2 separate regions of the Homo sapiens genome follow, and region 1 is linked to region 2. Evidence: chromatin loops called from intact Hi-C (ENCODE). Cell type or tissue: ascending aorta. All regions are shown on one strand. Links, peaks and the distances in the headings refer to the core of each region. The heading gives the core; the rest is flanking DNA. Region 1 overlaps CYP19A1 (cytochrome P450 family 19 subfamily A member 1). Region 2 overlaps CYP19A1 (cytochrome P450 family 19 subfamily A member 1).

The links. Peaks named below come from ENCODE experiments on the same cell type or tissue, not always from the same donor. Only the 100,000 strongest peaks of a DNase experiment are listed, where the experiment ranks them.
Region 1: a loop joins it to region 2, with 2.1 times the contacts of the local background. A loop is called at or near these places in 2 of 110 quality-filtered maps.

Annotation. Positions count from the first base shown.
Region 1 is chr15:51,329,697-51,335,076 of GRCh38, forward strand. All of the region lies in intron 1 of CYP19A1 (cytochrome P450 family 19 subfamily A member 1), which reads right to left. Among named protein-coding and RNA genes, the nearest start is that of CYP19A1, 6.2 kb to the right of the region's middle. In ascending aorta, for the core only: no CTCF peak of the experiment used is centred there; no DNase peak of the experiment used is centred there; H3K27ac peaks cover 1,698 bases.
Region 2 is chr15:51,228,018-51,233,397 of GRCh38, forward strand. All of the region lies in intron 3 of CYP19A1 (cytochrome P450 family 19 subfamily A member 1), which reads right to left. All of the region lies in intron 1 of MIR4713HG (MIR4713 host gene), which reads left to right. Among named protein-coding and RNA genes, the nearest start is that of MIR4713, 11 kb to the right of the region's middle. RefSeq lists enhancers at 435-729, 455-749. In ascending aorta, for the core only: a CTCF peak has its summit at 2,010 (motif pointing right); a DNase peak (open chromatin) is centred at 574; H3K27ac peaks cover 880 bases.

The DNA.
Region 1 (5,380 bases), core at 132-5,131, 100 kb after region 2:
TCTCAGAAAGAAATTGTAAGGGCACTGCCCTCTATCACACTTTCACTCATTCAAAAATGTATTGAACATCTACTACATGCCAGGTATGCATGAGGTTCTGGGAGTATTAGATGAGCAAGATACAGGAGTATTCCCAAGGAGTTCACAGCCTAACAGGGAGACAGACAGGGAGCGACAGGCCATTGTGAAATGACCAGATATACACCAGGATGGGTAAATACAATTACAGTGGGAGCACACAGTCGGAGCAGCTAGCCCTCCCTGGGATGTGGGGCTGGAGGGCTCCCCAGAAGGGACATCAGATGTGTGTTTTAAAGAATAAAGTCAGCCAGTCAGAGAAGGGGAGAAGAGGAAAACAGGCAGAGAAATGAGCATGATAGTGGCAAGGAGCAGGGAGGGAGCAGGCACCTCCCGGAAGCTGGAAGAAGGAACGTGAGGCACAAGGGCGGAATGGTGAGAAACAGGGCAGAGAGAGAGTAGGCAGGGGTGGGGTTGTGGAGAGCCCTGTGTATGAACATATCACATGGACCGAAGAATCGAGTCTGGGCTCACAAACTAGCAGACTGGGAGTAGAAGGTGCACTTGGAGAAGTGGCACAGCGACATCGTTGAGGTGTGTTGTGGACCCAAACTAAGGTGCAGGACAGAAAGGAAGAGGAGGAGAGAAGGGGCATAAGAAATGTCAAGTGAGGAAAGGATTTATACACATACACCTGTAAACATGCACAACTGATCAGTAAAATATGAAAAAATCTTGCTATCATTAATAAAGTGATAAAAAATAAAATGATATGGTACCTTCTTCTGTCGTACATGGAGTTACACCACTGGTACTTGGCCCTTTGAGTCTAGAGCTCCAAAGAGAGCCCTGGGCAACAGGCAGGGTTTGGGTATGTGGTGGTCAGAGGCCTCGGCAGTGGATAAAATCACCAAGGAAGAGTCAACAGAGTGAGGATGTAGGGCACAACCCTGGAGAACACTAGCAGTTGGGTGCACAGAAGTTGAAGAACAGTTCAAGGAGGCTGAGAAGGAACAGTCGGAGAAGTAGGAGGAAAACCAAGAGAAAGTAGTGTCATGGAAGCTCAGAGAGGAAGGAATGTCAAGGAGGAGGAAGTGATGAAGAGCTTTGAAAGTTGCAGAGACTTCAAGTAAGATTGACCTTTAGACTGAAAAGTTTTCATTGTATTTTGCAAATAAGTCATCAGCGACCTTGGCAGGATGGGTTCAATGTTTGGTGGGAGAAGAAGCTACATGGCCGTGACGTGGCGAATGAATGAGGGATGAGGAAGCGCAGATGAGGAGTATAGCCACATTAAAGATGGCTGGTTGACTTTGGGAAGAATAAGGTTGTTTTGGAGTTGTAAGGAGACCCCCAGAATTGAGTTCCTGTTTTCTCCACCACAATTCTAAACCAATCGGGTGGTAGGATGAGAGCAAGGCAGATGGAGATCAAAACGTCAGCTTTATTAGGGATAAAGCTGACATTGGAAATGGTAACATTAAATGTTCAGCAACATTTTTTCCAAATGAGAAAGACAGACCCACTCATCACAGGCAGCACTGAACACCCGAGGCCTTCCTGCAGAGAGGCTGCCCCTGGAGAGCTGGAGCCACGTGAGAGTAGACTAGAATGAGAGCTTGCTGATAAGGCTGGCTACGAAAAGGAAAGAGGAGAGGTGAAGAAGATGAGTCAGCCAAGACATTCCTCCTCTCTGGGGAGAAGAAAAGGAGAAGCGGAAAGAGGACAAGGGGCATTTTAGGGAAATCTCTCCTCATGGAAATAAGGAATGGGGGCAAACCTGTAAATACTGACCCAGAAGGAGATAAGTATAGTTAGCATCTTTTTTTGCATCTTTGCAAGAGCATATGTATTTGTATGACCCAGAATGGTTATTTATGTGGTAGGACTGGATAGAATGGGGGCGAGTTCAGGGGGGCGCGACTTCTTGCTCTCTGTAAAGAAGAAAGGTACTGAAATCACACATGGCTTTACTATTTTTCACATTTGATTTTTAACACATACTGGTTAGTGACTTTTTGCAAATTATTATCATTACATAGCAACTCTATCTTATTCAGTGCTCTTTACATTTCATTTTGCTGGGTATTAACAGAGTAATTCTTTCCTGCTTTGTTATTTGCATTTGCCTGGTATTTTTTCTTGACTTTTTATTCTCAATTTTTATCACATTTGTTAAATGTGTTTATTTCTTGTATGTGTGTGTATATATATATATATACACACATACACACACACACATACATATATATATACAAGAAAGCATATAACTGTCTGCTTTTTATTTTACCAAATCTAATAGTCTCTTTTAAGAATAATTCTATTCACATTTAATAATACATTGAATTTTATTGCTTCTATTTTACTTAATATTTATTACTTATTTAAGCCCCCTTGATGTTCTTTATATTAATTAGTTATCAAGTTTCTGTTCAATTATTTTCTTTCTCTTCTTAATTTGGGAGCTCTAGTCTAGTTTTTCATTCTACCAGGTCCTTCTCCTTTTTGTCACTGGTAGTCAAACTCATTCTTTTATTCCATTATACCAACATAAGAGTCCAACTATTTCCCCAGATTCTCTCCTCTCCTGCTGTTCCTCCTCCCCCAGCATGAGGCCTTTAGGACGCTTTCACTTCCCACTCTCACACACCAATGTGAGACCTGTGGAAACTTCACTTCCCCTCTTTCTCCTTTAGAACTTTTTGTTCCAGGCTATTGTTAACATTTCCCTTGAAATATGTCTCTTCTATTTTCAGCAATTATATTACACATTCCTGAACTGTCTATTATTATCTGTCTGAATTTAACTGACGATGTGTTGTAAGGCTCCTTGCTCACCACTAATTTTTTTCTCCCTTTTCCTCCTCTTTCCATCCTGTAGCCTTTAAGCTGATTCATCTATTGTTTGGTTAGATCTTAACACCCTTTTATCTGGTGGAAGATATGGGTGACAGGTCTTTTCCTTGCATATTCTCAACTATGTTTCCTTGACCCTGACAGAGGAGTGGGGTCTTGCTACAGGATTCTTGGTGTGCAGTGTTTTTCTCTCAGTAATCTTCACACGATTGGCCTCAATCATCCCTACTTCAGGTGTCATAGAAGAGAAAGTTGATGCCCCCATGATCCTTCTTCCCCTATAAGTCACTTGTACTTTCTTTCTGGAAGACTGTAAGATTTTCTTTTCATCCTTAGACTTCTGGAATTTCTCAACCTATGAATCATTTGTCTTGCCCATAACTTGCCAAAACCTTCCAATAGGCAGACTCAGGCCCTTTCTTAACTTGGGAAATTTACTTCCTATTAACTACTACTTTTCTTTCCTTCAGCTACTGAATTTGTCTGCAGATCTTGTCATTTGGTTCCAGAAAGTCTTTTTGTGCTCTACTGGAATGTTTATGTCCTAACGTTAATATTTTAAATGTATTACTGTTCCCTAGTGGCTTGGTTTCATGTGAGCCTCTTCTAAGAGCATTGCTGTGCCCCCTAAGTATAAGGGTAATGTTTTCTTTTGTCTGCTCTCTGGGCTCAGGGCCAGCAGCTGAGGTGCCTTCTCAGAAGGGACAAAAATGGTGGTTCTCAATCCCCTATCAAGTCACTGGCGGGGAGACTCTCATTTTCCTGTTTTCTCACATCTCCCAGGCTCAGGAGTAGAGATAGACTCAGCACACCTGTACAACTCCCTTACCTCATCCAGCCAGATCCATCTGCCAGGATACTCACTGATGCCCAGATACTGGTGCCCTCTTATGATTACAGAATCGGGGGTGGTTTGGAGACCATGTGTTTACTCATACAGCTTTAAGAAAGTAGCACATGTTTAGGGTCCACAGTTTGACCTAAAAAGTCACATTTTCTAGAACTCAGCACTTTCTTGTTTCATTTGGAAAGGTGGTTTTAAAGGCTGAAGTTGGCCCTGGTGGAGGTCAGAGATCATACGTGGTTTCCATAGTGACAGAAGCCAGTGCAAGTCTTGGCAATAAAAGGTAAGCTTCTCTTAGCCGGGGCCACTCCTCTGGTCCCTGGCTTGAGTCTCCAGGCTCAGCAGATGGGGTGTCATCTTCTCCAGGCTTAATATTGGCAGGAATCCCTTTTGGTCACTCCCAACCAGTCTCTCTGGAGAGGTGAGGCATATCTATTCTAGCTTGTTACTCTGCCTTTGCAACCCAGGAATGAAAGGTCTTAGGCTATCAGGCCCCAAATTCACTTTTTTTTTAGGACCTATATGCACCTATTCACTGCAGAGATGACAGTTCCCCTACATGGTTTTTAGGAAATCATGTTCTTACATCATTGATCTCTTAAAATCCTCCTTAATCTGCTAGACCAGGCTTGGCTTTCTTTCCTGACTAGCTTACACATTCTAGCATTCAGTGTCTGCTCCAGGTTTGTTTTTAAGCCTTGGAGCCAAGTGCCAGTCTGAGCTGTTTTCCACTCCATCACTTTGAATCATTTCCCTGCTCTATTGTTTCACTTCCTGTCCATCATTTTGAGCATTCCTCAGTGGCCCAAGATGGGGGCCAAAAATTTCCTACTTTTGATAAACAGGGCATGGGTGAACGTTGATGAGGTTTCAACAATGTGACCTTGGGCAGATCACTTAAACCTCCTGAGCCCTGACTTCCTCATCTGTGAAATGCTTATAAAACCTGCCCTGCCCCGTTCACAGGCTTATTATGGAACTCAAATGACATGAGAAAGCACTTTGAAAACTGAAGTGCTCTACACATGTAAGGCTTTGTTTTATCTTTCAAAAACAGTGGCTCGAGTTCCATAAGTGGAGCTTTGCAGTATTAACTTACTTCTGTGGATTTTGCAGTTTCAAATTCATGAGCCATTCTCATGATTGCACAGAATCCACTCTTAGAGCTTCCTTTACATTTTCATTGTTTCTGAAAACAATCACTTTTTCATTTATTGAAAGGCCATCACTCCAGGTGAAAAAGGAAAAGATTTCTTTCTACAGCCTGTCACGGTTACAATTTAAAGCCTACTAATGTTGGAATGGCAGATTCAGGTGGTTGATGTGGTAGATGTGGAGATGTGGGGACCTGAGGGTCCCCCTTCAAGAAAGGACTGACTGCCTGGCTGCAGAGATTAAGATTAAAGCATGCTTCAGCTGCAGAGAGCCACCTGGCCCCAGGTCATACCTTCCCAGGGCATCCCACATCTGTCCTGTGACTGAGTGAGGTAGGTAAAAGCCCAGTCACTCTGGCCTGACACAGGACACTCTGATGAGCAATACACAATCCAGAGCTTCCCAGTGGGTTGGCTGAGGCTTTGCAGGGTTGGACTGTGCTGGATTTCTCCCTCTGCCCAATCCTGCTTCTCCTTCTTTCCTTCATAGGTGCTGATCCCTAATAAC
Region 2 (5,380 bases), core at 110-5,109:
TAGCAAATGCATGTTGCTCCAAATGCAATGTGCATGATTTCTAGTATTCGGGTTGAATAAGCACTTCTGTTAGCATGAGGACATCCTTCTCCAGTTGAATCATTTCTACCTACTGACTCCCTGTTTCAACATCACCAAAGATAGAAAACACACACACACACCCATATACCATTCCTTACTTCTCTTTCTTCTCTAACCTCACCAAAATACTACCCACTACTGGAGTCAGAGCTGCAAGGCTGCTAAGAAGCTGAACCCTCCATACCACCAGAGCCAGAAGAACCTCCAGCCTCCCAGGTATCATCCAGCCTCACTCCACAAAGTGCCACCCACTACAAGAGTGAGCCACAGAATCAGAAGTTTGTGGAATTACTAAAGTCTTGTTTTCCTATTTTGGAACCAGCAGTTTTGCCTAGTACCACCCAACTCCAGTCTCTAATCAGGCCTGCCCCCTCCAGTGGAGTATCAGTCAGGGCTTGAAAAATATCTCCTTGGGCACTTCTTCTAGCCCTGAGCTTGGCCAGCGCCTGGCTGGACTGGCATGCAAAGTTCACTGTGGTAGTAAAGGAAGCTATTTTGGGGCTCTGCCTTCCATCATGACTCATCAAAGTCTCCAGGGTCACAGAGTTCTCCCACGACACAGGATGTGATGAGTCATGAGACAGGGCAATTTGCATGATGCTCAATTATGCAAATTCAAGATGCATTAGATGTCATTGGTATTATCTTGATTTTAGATGTTGTTGTTACTTTCTTGGTGAACTTAATATTTATACAAAATTTCATGTATTAATTGCAACTTTGGTCCTCCCTCTCCTCTGGTCTCCTGAAATTTTGTTTCACAGCTGCAAATTCTCCCACTATGGAGGTTTTCAGAACAAATAACCCTCAAAGATTGCAAGTGGTTACTATAATATCTGCAATTGGTTCTCAGGTTGGAGAGACTTGCTCCTCCATCTCCTAGTTGACACTTGGCTCCTAAAAGGATACTTTTGCCTTAATGAGGTTGTTCAGTTAATGCCTGTTGAAATACATTCCCAGAGGACTCTAGACCAAAAAAGCGCTGCTCTGGTTCAATGTATTAGGTTGTGGGCTAAGTATTAATCCAGCTCTCACATCTGCGATGTGTTCCATAGTCCTATTTAAGCTTTAAAAGTAAGCCCCTGAAATAATGGTAGTGTCAAGAAATTAGAACAGGATTATTATTGTATAATAATATATAATATATAAGGTGTGGTAGTGTGTGCCTGTAGTCCCAACTACTTGGTGGGCTGAGGCAGTAGGATAGCTCGAGCCCTGGAGGTTGAGGCTGCAGTGAGCCATGATCAAGCCATTGCACTCCAACCTAGGTGACAGAGCAAGATCCTATCTCAAAAAAAAAAAAAAAAGCAGAGTTATTGTATAAATAACTTATTAATATTTATTTCAGGAAAAACCACCTATTTTCAAATAAAAACACTATTAAATATTCTCTTGATCTGATTCCAGATAATATTCATCAAATAATCCTAAGTTTTGGACATGTTTGCCTCTCCCTAGCAAAAATAAATAAATAAATAAATAAAAATCCAGATGCTTCCATTTGTATTCTGGGGAATTTGTCTGACGTTTCAAATTTTGTCATATATAGAAAAATTATGCTATAGGAAGGAATGAAATTCTTACTAATTAAAATATTTGAAAACTCTAGCTTTACTTACCTTCCCCTCCATCATTCTATAATTAAAGCAGAAATTAAGTAATTTATATATTCTTTATTCACAAACTAATATTTAAAAATTTTAAGCACTTAAAGGACAAACACTATTTTTCTGCTCTGACCCTGGGGCTTTTGCATACTGCATTAATCATATTGGCCTGTCCATTTCATTTAAGAACTTGCTAATCAGTTTTAAAAAGAGAGTAAGAAACTCCAAACATAAAACAAACCCAACGAAATATTTGCTAGTTATTAGTAATAAAGAGCCAACCTTTAAAATTCTTGTGTCCTTTAGGGGGCACCAACTTCTCAGCTATTTTGAATCCAAAGCTCAGGCTTGTTAGGGACAAAGCTAATCAGGCCGATGTGATAAAGCAAGGGATGTGTGACTGGCCACAGATGAGCAATTTAAAACAAGGTCACTTACTAAAAGTAGGCTGGATTTATCTAACCAGAGTAAATCAGAAAAGTGAAGAGAAGGTCAGTGATGAACTAAGGACCCCAGCCCAGAGCTCCTCCTGGCAGTCAAGACAGGCCTGGCTCTGGCTTGTGGGCCAGCCTGCAATACTGCCAGAGGCAAGTGTTATACTGATTATTTGGGAGAGTGAGGATTTCTTAGCACTGAGGAGAGTCCAGCTGAGTCCCCAGCCTCAGCAGGGACAGTGCACAGCGTTGGGTGTCTGATCACTAGGGTTATTATCCCTCATTAAGCATGATTGAAGATAAAAGACATCTCCAAAGATGGCAAACCTATTGTCTGTTCAAAATGAAAAGTAGTCAGGGAGTAAGCTCTTAGGTGATGAGAAGAAAGCCACCTGAGTTCTGGGATTAAACAATTCACACACTTGTGGGCAGATTCAACAGTGATGAGGAGGCAATTAATGGACTAATTGGTGCCTTCTTTTTTTTTTTTTTTTTTTGAGACAGAGTCTCACTCTATCGCCCAGGCTGGAGTGCAGTGGCGCAATCTCAGCTAATTGCAAACTCCACCTCCCAGGTTCAAGCAATTCTCGTGCCACAGCCCCCTGAGTAGCTGGGATTACAGGCACCCGCCACCACACCCGGCTAATTTTTTGTGCATTTTTAGTAGAGACAGGGTTTCACCATGTTGGCCAGGCTGGTCTCAAACTCTTGACTTCAAGTAATACACCCACTTTCACCTCCCAAAGTGCTGGCATTACAGGTGTGAGCCACTGCACCCGGCTGGTAACAAACATTTAAAAACACTTGCCTCATGTAGATCTGTTCCATCAATCCTATCACCTTTTCACTGTCCTTCACTTCTCTAATATCCTCACTTACCCAGCTTAAATTCTAGGTGACTACAAGAGATAAACAATCTTTATAACAGAGGAATCTCACTGTAACCACCTAACCAGTGATCAAATTTAACATCAGTGCTAGTGGGACAACCTGTTACTCATCTTCTGATGTGATGTGATATGAAGTTCCTAGTACTACTGAAGTGTTATTGCAAAAATGTGCAACCTTAATCTAATTGAGCCTTTAGACCCAATTTTCAGTTTATAAGAAATACAGAGAATAGATGAATATAGTAAATGACACCCTGATGAAACAGTGAGAGAAATTCAGAATGTGGGATATGTTATAGCTGACCTGGTCTCTTCAAAATGTCAATGTCACAGGGGGAAAAGTGTGGCAGGGGGACGGCTCTTTCAATTTTCCTACTCATTTGACAATTTTCTTAACAGAAAGTTGGGAAAAAATTACTGTCAATCATTAAAATTAAAATACCCTTCCCTGAATCCTCAACTCCCTTGACCCTCTTCTTACTTTGTCATGGTTGTCTGATAAGACCACACTCTAGCTAAATCCAACTCTTAGCTTATTCTGTGCTTGCACCTGGCAGTTGAAGTGGGCTGGGAAAAAAAGAAAAACCACACATGCGCACACATGTGTGCGCATGTGTGTACGTTAGCGCACACGTGCCTGCTGTCAGGTCTCGGTTAAATTCAAGTGGGCCCTTAGTGTCGCTGGCAATGCTACTGCATGTCCCCAGCCCATTCACTCTCTCACTCTTCTAGATGACTATTATATTCTCCCTACTCAGCCCCAGCTGAAGACTTTATTTCCAATTTTCCCAAGAAAGTGGAAGCAACTACAAGAGAATCTCCACAATCCCCAACGACCCGGACCTGTGCCCATATATTCCACCTTCCCTCCTATTACTATGGAAATTCCATGTCCCTATTCAAGGCCAACCCATCCACTTGTCCCCAGGGACCTCTTCACATCTCACCTAGCACACTCTTTCTCTTCCATCAACAATCATTTGATTTTCCTCCATAACTGACCAGTCCCCCTACAACTCACATGCTGTAATTTCTCCTATTTTAAAAATCAAAATTCCTTTGCCCACACATCTCACTCATCTACTGGCCCATTTCCTGCCTTCTTTATGGCAAACTCCTTGGAAGACTTGTCTACACTTGCTGCCTCTGATTCTTCTCCCCCGATTCTCTTCTCTGGTCAGACTTTTGCCCCCACTAGTCCATTGAAACTGCTCTTGTCAAGGTCACCTGTGACCTCCCTGTTGCTAAATGCAGTACTGAAATCTCCATGCATTCCCTTGCCCCATCAGTGGTATTTGACATGGTTCACAATTTTCTACTCCCTGATATGGATTTTTCACCTGGTTTTCAGACATTACACTTTCCTGGTTTTCTCTTCTCGGTCTAGCTGCTCTTCTCAGTCTCTGTTGCTAGTTTCTGACCTATTTACACTAGAGGGTCTCAAGGTTCAGTTCTCTCTACTCAATCATCCCACTCAGATGTCAACTGGGCATGTCAAATCTAACATGTCTGGAATGGAACCCTAATCTCTCCCCTTCCCAAACTTGCTCCACCTATCTCAGGACACGATGTCCCCATTCAATGCAAAACTGGACAGCACTTTGACTCTTTTTTTTTCTCTCACACCCTACATCCAATCTGTCAGCAAGTCTGTTGGCTTTGCCTTCAAAATATGTCCAGAATTTTCCCTCATCTCTTATCATCTCTACTGCTACCACCTGGACCAGCCACCATCACCTCTTGCCTAACTGGTCTGTCTGTCCCCATCCCTTGTCCTCTTGCACCTATTCTCAACAGAGCAGCCAGAATGATTCTGCTGAAACATAAATGAGTCATATGTGTCAGTCCTCTCTCAAATTCTTCAGTGGCTTCCTTTCTTGCAGGGGGTAAAAGCCGGAATTGTTACAATGGCCTGCAAGGCCTGACGTGATTTGGTACCCTATTGCTTCTCTCATCTCCTGTATTCTTCCACTCAGGTTCTTGCCTTAGAATATTGGCACTTGCTGTTCCTTCTGTCTAGAATGCTTTCCCGCCAGGTCTCTGCATGGGCTACTTGCTCATTTCCTTTAGGTCTTTATTTAAATGCTGTCTTCTCAGTGAGGGCTGCCTGAACCACCTGTTTACAATCACACCTGCGTCTCTACAACTGGTCCTCCCCCATCCTCCTTCCCTATTCTTTTTCTATGTAACACCTATCTGCCTGATAAGTGTGACCAACTATCCTGGTTTGCCCGGGACTATGCCAGTTTCAGCACTGAAAGTCCCACATCCTGGGAAAGGCCCTGGTCCCAGGCAAACTGAAACAATTGGTCACTCTACTGATACACTATATATTTTACTTGTTTATTGTTGACCTAGTGACGACATA